Linked DNA regions of Homo sapiens: region 2 is linked to region 1. A link is a contact called in ENCODE Hi-C or POLR2A ChIA-PET data. All regions are on one chromosome and are shown on one strand. The core of a region is the stretch at or near the end of the contact, and the rest is flanking DNA. Distances in the headings are between cores, read along the strand shown. Region 1 holds the start of CLK4 (CDC like kinase 4). Region 2 overlaps LOC128966623 (a long non-coding RNA gene).

Region 1 (3,447 bases), core at 569-3,068:
TTCGAGACTGGCCTGGGCAACACGGCGAAACCCTGCCTTTACAAAAAATACAAAAAATTAGCCGCACATGGTGACTCGAGCCTGTAGTCCCACCTACTGGGACAATCACTGGAGCCCAAGGAAGTCAAGGCTGCAGTGAGCCATGATCACGCCATTGCATACCAGTATGGGCGACAGTGAGACCCTGTCTCAAAAAAAAAAAAAAAAAAAAAAAGAAAATGTGTATTTCAAGTGCAGTTCTTCTGAAGCGTTCCGTCAAATACCAAAGTTGTATTTTAACCACATCAGGAACTCAGCTTGGTTAAGCATTTTTAAATCATAGCAAGCAAAATCACATCTGATGACCGAGCGTTATTATTATGACCCTCCATTACTATGAAGTTTTTTTCAAGACTTATGTATCTTCTTCAGTTTTGTTTTTTCCTCTTCTACTGTAAGTCTGCTTACAACCAGCTAACCTCCAGCAAAACAGAACTCTCAAATTATCAGTTAATATGCAAACATTAAAATAAGAACGAGCTCCGTTGTGAGAGTCCAAAATTCTTCTCAAGTTCACTACTTCAAATGTAATTCAGCTGTTAGTCCCAGCCTCTGACCTCCCCCACTCACCCTGCAATGTTCAAAAATATTTTATCTGGAGGCACAAAGATCACCCGACCCACGTTCTACGTGGTAAGGTTCCTTCGCATACATAAAAAAGAAAAGCTATCTAGAATCATGACACTGCCTCTAATAAAGCATCCCACATGCTAGAGTAGGTATCTTTCAAAAAATAATGACACAATGGATCTCATATGTAGATCCATCGCCACTGCCCTTAAGATCCTGTAGTTCTTGACAACTTTACGCTACGTACATGGCTTAAAAACATCGAAACAGGTTATAAGTTTAGGATTGGATGGCTCCAAGAGGACTGCATTTAATGGGTTACAAGCCTGTAGGGGTGTGTAAAAAGCACAATCGCACAGGACAGCTATGAGGCAAGACAAAGTGGCTGGCGAGTTCAGTTTGCGGGGCGGTTTCCTAAGGATCGGATAAGCCTATCTGGACTATTTAGGCAACCAGGGATAATAAGATGCAAAACCACCAGAAACGCAGGTTCGCTGCAACAATGTTGTGTTCAGCATAGCACAGAGGACTAGCCTCCGCAAATTTCCACCTCTCACAAGCAGCTACTGCCCTCAACCACCTGGATTTGCACGGACGCCCGGTCCCCACCTCCCGGCTCCTGGGCACCCGGCCAGTGCCTTTGGCGCACTCAAGACAGGGGCAAATGCTTGACTCTGGAAAACCCCCGAAACGCTACAAACGGCCCAGGCCAGGAATCCAGGGGAAGACTTGATCTCCGACAACACGAATGCCAGAGACGGCTCTCGAAGGGTCTCCCGACAGGTCCTAGCGCCCGCCGGCTGGAAGAGGTCCCGACAGGGTTAACCAACAGCCGCGCTCGCCAGGCAGCAGGGGACCGCGAGCCCACGGCCTCCGGAGCCGCGACGCGAGCGGCCAGGGCCCTCAGAGAAGGGTCAGCGGCAGAACCGCGACGCCCGAGCAACTTTCGGTGCTGCCGGCGTGCACCAGCCGAGCAGCGCCTCGCAGAACTCCCAACTCAGCTCCAGAAGCCCAGGCCCCTAACGCGGTCGTTTCTCCGACACCTGGCTCGGAGACCTAAAGACCGACAGCCGCCTGTCCCAGCACACACCATCTGCAACCCTACCTCCGCAAAAGCAAATGGCCCTTCGGCCGAGAAATGTCGCCAAACTGCCGTCTTCCCTCCTCGGCCGCTGCGACAAACACCCCACAAAATGGCGGCAGCGCCGTCGCCCTAGAATCCCCCGAGTCGCCTCTAGCACCACCTACGCCGCGCGAACGCGCCTGCGTGACAGAACCTTGCGCGCTCCCGCCGCTCCACCTAAGGGCGGGGCTCCACGTGACGTAAGAGCGGGGCTCGAGCCTCCACACTGCGGCTGCGCGGCCCAAGCATTTCCACCCCCCCCCCCCCGCCCACCCGGTCCCGGGGCCTCTAGGCCGGGAGGGTGTTTACGTTCTCTACGGGCTCGGGTGGAACCGGGAAGGAACGCCCGTGTCCCGCCCTCAGTGTGTACCGCGTGTCTGCCCCCTCCCCCGGGACCTCAACTCCCGCAGCCGGCACCCGACAACGGCCCCAAAACCGCCTAGGGCGGGCCTTGGCTGGTCCCTGGGCTGTTCCCTGGACTGGGTGCTTGTCCTGCCCACTTGGCGCTTCCAGTCTAAGGTGGATTCGGACAAAGAGGCTGTCTCAGAAAACAAGCTCAAGGGGTGCTAATCTTTTCAAGGCACGTGCTCCTATTCAGAACAAAACAAAAACCCGGAGGTTTCAATGGAGACTCCTGACAAGGTTTTCCTGTTAGGATCCCTACCTCCTGAGCAGTTAAGGTCGCTGGAAGTTTCCCTAACGAAGTTTTCCCCATTTTTTTTTGTCCCTGCGGGCTGATTTTATTCAAGGCTGAAAAATGTCTCTGAGCTAGTGATAGTCCGTTATGGGGCTTGCTTACCTCAAATAAGGTATTCTGCAGTTCTGAGGACCCTCAGGCAGTTCCCCCGTGTAAGTATGTAACATGAGAAATATTAGGGTCAAAGTCGGAGCCCTGTGGGGAACACTCAAGGGCCAGAGGGAAAGGGGCCTGAGAAGGAATGATCAGCAGAGGAGGAGAACCAAGAATAGGGTGTCAAAGCAAGGAAGGGCGTAAGTGAGGGAAAGGGTTTAGGTGAGACTGAAGATCGTGGGGGGGGACGGCGGGCGGGGTGGGGGTTGGCTTCTGTATTCTGACGGGGATTCGCTGGATAAAAGGGAAAGCTAGAAATCAAATTTGGGAGGGTAGGGTTGAACTCTTGCGGGTATTAGCCCAGTAGCATGTGGGAGACCTGTTATCCTGTTAGGTGAAAGGAGGGAACGGAAATACCTTTAGTGATCTAACATGATAGAAACTTGTGCCATCTGGTTTGGGTAAGTAGGGTAAATTTAGATAAATCTCGGAGATTGTACAGCATTTCAAAAAGTAAGTTGAATTTTCATGGAGATTGCACTCCAAGAAGCGAAGTTGAAAAGAAACTTGGAAAACTGGAAGGGTAAACTCTTTATGCTACAGAATGAAACAAATGATATTATTTTCATCTAGAATAGCCACCATTTTTGCATCTACAAATTTAAATCTTACTCATCCTTGAAAGGCCATTTCTTTAAGATGCTGTCTCTGACATGAGTTCCCACCCATTTCCCGGCTCCTGACTACTCCAGTTAGATGTGAAGTCCTCAAATAGTGGAGTATTTGGAGCCACCTGGTATGCTAACAGATTTTGCCCAAAGAGTGAAATGTATTGGTTCTACAATTGATTACACATCCCGTCTCAAGGGAATCTATTAGATAGAATGTTGAGCTGACTGGTCTGGGCGATAATACAAGGTAGAGT
Region 2 (3,837 bases), core at 876-3,375, 900 kb after region 1:
GCCAAGATGGCGCCACTGCACTCCAGCCTGGGCAACAGAGTGAGAATCTGTTTAAAAAAAAAAAAGAAAAAAAAAGTGAGTCCCATCTGATAAACCGAATATTTAAGTAAATTTGAAATATTTTTTGCCCCATGATATTTAGGGGTTTCTACTAATTGACTTTGATGTTCAAGGGCTGTTTTGTGATCCCAAAGCCATTGCCACTTTTACTTTGAACAAGCTGGACTCATGGGGTACTCCAGAGCCAACTCTGTTTTCTCCACGCAGCCTGCTCCTTGCTGCTGGTTCTGAGTCCCTGAATGAAATCTGGGATCTTCATGGCTTACCTACTTACATTCAGGAAAATAAAAAAAAAATCCTCCAGTCATCTCCAATAACAAGAAGAGGTCTGATTTCACTCATTAAACTATGCAGTGTGATGTCATAGCCAAATGGCCACACCGCATTGGAGAGCCAAGTTTTCTCTCCCAGAACAGCCTGCCTGGGCGCGGGCCACCATGCCCGGCTAATTTTTGTATTTTTAGTAGAGACAGGGTTTCACCATGCTGGCCAGCCTGGTCTCGAACTCCTGACCTCGCGATCCGCCAGCCTCGGCCTCCCAAAGTGCTGGGATTACAGGCGTGAGCCATTGTGCCGGGCCACTTTTCTTTCTTTCTTTTTTCTCTTTTTTTTTTTTTTTTGAGACAGAGTCTCGCTCTGTCGCCCAGGCTGGAGTGCAGTGGTGCCATCTCGGCTCACTGCAAGCTCCGCTTCTCAGGTTCACGCCATTCTCCTGCCTCAGCCTCCCGAGTAGCTGGGACTACAGGCGCCCGCCACCACACCCGGCTAATTTTTTGTATTTTTACTAGAGACGGGGTTTCGCCATGTTAGCCAGGATGGTCTCCATCTCCTGACCTCGTGATCCACCTGCCTGAGCCTCCCCAAAGTGCTGGGATTACAGGCGTGAGCCACCGCGCCCGGCCTCTTTTTTAAAGAAGGTTTTATTTTTGCAATAACATTACTAGCGCTATTGACAAGTATCAAATGCACACTGTATAACTACAGCAAACCCATCCACAACGTATTCGACTGTTCAGAGCCCTGAATGACATCTTGATAAAGAGCCAAAAGTTGTTTCCATAAAGATCTTCAAGGTGTTTGAGCACATCTTGTCAGACGCCCGTAAAGGAAGCTGACTCTCACTGGGTTCCAGGAATTACGTGGTTACGTCCATAACAGCCCATCTGACAAGTGGCAAATACCCGTGGAAAACCAATTAACTGTGCTCCTCGGTTTACCCTGGAGGATGGTGGCGGATGACGCGACTAAGTTTGCTTTGAGCCTGCTTCAAGTTCCAACTTCCTTGGAGTTAGTCGCATTTACAATTTAAAACATGCAAAAATCCACGCTTGTGTATGAAATTCGTGTTTCTTCAGAACATGAGGCTAAGACAACGTGGATATTATGGGATGATGGGCCGTTCACAGAGAAATCCCCGTCCCGGGCACACTCAGGCCTGGCGCCTGGCCTGCGGCTCACCTGGTGGGAGGAAAGGTTTCTCTGGGTGGTCCAAGGCGGCACAGGTGACCCAGGGCGAGGAGCCTCTGGGGGGCTCAGCGAACCCAGCGTCCACTCAAGCTCGTCCTGCCCCTGGCAATCCACGCGGTGCCGGGTGGATGCGTGGGAGCCACATCAAAGTCCCCCCACAAGTGCCTGGGGCTCCCCGCTGATTTCGAGGTCTACAGAATGGGTTTCTTGCAACTCACATCCTTCAGCTGGAGGACCCCAGAAAGGCAGAGCTCCCGTCCAGAGTGTGCTGGTCCCGGACGCAGACCTGCTCCCAAATGCCCTGGGGTCGGGCGTAAGGCCTGGGGATCGCCGGAGCCTGGTTTCCTCACTGCGGTGCTCACTGCCGCCGCCTCTTCCCCGGACGCCCGGTCTGTCTGAGGTCGCCGGGTCTGTGGACGCGGATCCGAATCGGAGCTTCCGAGGGTGATCTGAGATCCAAAGTCAGGAGTCTTCTGCATCCTGCCCTTTGTCAGCGCTGGTCCTCATTTCACCTGCCCAGGGCCTTCAGGAGGGGCGACACTCTCCGGCTGCGGGCGGCCCAGCGCTCGCCCCCCTCGGCCCCACGTACTCTTCCTGCCTCGCCCCCATCGCCCTCCTCCGGCTTCCCGCGCCTCCCGGGGCTCTGCGCTTGCGTCCAGGGCGCCCTCTCCGGGGACAATGGGCGGGTGCTTCGCAGGCTGCAGTCAGGGCCGACTTCACCCGGCGAGGACAGGGCGAGGCGCTGGGCCCAGAGGTATGTTTGAAACGATTCGCGTATGTGAATCTACTTTTTGAATTGTAAATTTTATGAAACCTAAATACAAATCATGTACTTCTTATGAAAATTTCGTGTCTGAATTAAGAAGTGCTATCAATATAAAAGAACAGATTTCGAAAACTTAGTACAAAAATAGAAGGTGAAATATTTCATTCATGTTTATGTTGATAACATGTTCAAATGACACTACTTTGGACGTATTGAATTAAATATATTATTAAAACTCATTGCACATATTTCTTTTTACTTTTCTAAGTGGCTACTACAAACATTAAGTCACATGTGTTCTTGCATTATATTTCTACTGGACAGTGTGCTGTACAAGAAAATAGAAAAAGTATAAAAATTATCCAGTTCATTTTATGAAACTAGAATTTTTAATTCTCAAATCAGATAAGGTTAACATAAAAATAAAATTATAAAACCATTTTTTACTTATGATCACTGATATAAAACAAAATATAGCTAACAGAATCAAATAGTATATATATAAATTTATCATATTGTATTTAAGATCTTTATTTTTCTAACATTCTTGGTCCTATGAAAACATTTCAGTATACAACATCAGAGAAAAACCATCATAATCTATATGCCAGTCATCACAATCGACATGGTATAATTTTTAAAAATAAACTATCTTGCCCTGTAGATGTATATATACAGCAGTCCCTCTGTATCCACAGGGGATTCGTTCCAGGACCCTCCCCCCAAAATCCACAATGCTCAAGTCCCTTATATAAAGTAGCATTGTACTGTCAGTCCCCAATTTATGATGGCTTCAATTGGGATTTGACTTGCCAATGGTGCAAAAGCAATGGGCATTCAGAACGCTTCTCATCTTACAATAGGGTTACATCTGGATAAACCCATTGTAAATTCAACTCGCCATATGGTCAATCTATACGATGGATGTATTTGGTTGTAACCCCATCATAAGTCAAGGAGCATCTGTATTTGCGTATAACCTATAACCTATGCACATCCTCTGTCCCAGGTTAATTATTTAGAGGTATAATTTAAATCACCTCTAAATTTTATTTTATTTTATTTTATTTTTGAGATGGAGTCTTGCTCTGTCGCCCAGGCTGGAGTGCAGTGGTGTGATCTCGGCTCACTGCAAGCTCTGCCTCCCGGCTTCACGCCATTCTCCTGCCTCAGCCTCCCGAGTAGCTGGGACTACAGGCGCCTGTAACCACACCCAGCTAATTTTTTGTATTTTTAGTGGAGACGGGGTTTCACTGTGTTAGCCAGGATGGTCTCGATCTCCTGACCTCGTGATCTGCCCGTCTCGGCCTCCCGAAGTGCTGGGGTTACAGGCGTGAACCACCATGCCCGGCCCAATCACCTCTAAATTATTTACACTACTAGTTAATACAATGTAAATGCTATGTAAATAGCTGTTGGGGCCAAGCATGGTGGCTCACTCCTGTAATCCCAACACTTTGGGAGGCTGAGGCAGGAGGATTACTTGAGCCCAGGAGTTCGAGACCAGCCTGTGGTCCCAGCTACTCAGGAGGCTGAAGTGGGAG

Evidence for each region. A loop is a pair of places that touch in the nucleus more often than their neighbours do. ChIA-PET counts read pairs that join two places held with the same protein, here RNA polymerase II (POLR2A). Pooled maps may share reads with other maps.
Region 2: a pooled map shows a loop between it and region 1 (5-fold over the local background). The contact joins the enhancer-like site here to the promoter of CLK4 in region 1. A Hi-C loop is called at or near these places in 1 of 168 maps with a recorded cell type or tissue (GM12878), 2 of 37 single-sample maps with no recorded cell type and 8 of 50 pooled maps. POLR2A ChIA-PET finds 5 or more read pairs at or near these places in 3 of 52 experiments (Panc1, activated B cell and activated CD8-positive, alpha-beta memory T cell).

What each region holds. Positions count from the first base shown.
Region 1 is chr5:178,625,232-178,628,678 of GRCh38, forward strand. It overlaps CLK4 (CDC like kinase 4), which reads right to left and starts at 1,819. Exons shown (of 13, transcript NM_020666.3): 1 at 1,715-1,819. RefSeq lists enhancers at 765-1,445, 1,178-1,787.
Region 2 is chr5:179,528,631-179,532,467 of GRCh38, forward strand. All of the region lies in intron 4 of LOC128966623 (a long non-coding RNA gene), which reads left to right. Among named protein-coding and RNA genes, the nearest start is that of RUFY1, 20 kb to the right of the region's middle. RefSeq lists enhancers at 1,141-1,747, 1,748-2,353. Within about 2 kb of position 2,126, at least 13 of the 41 ENCODE cell types and tissues checked have a DNase peak (open chromatin) inside an H3K27ac peak, as active enhancers do.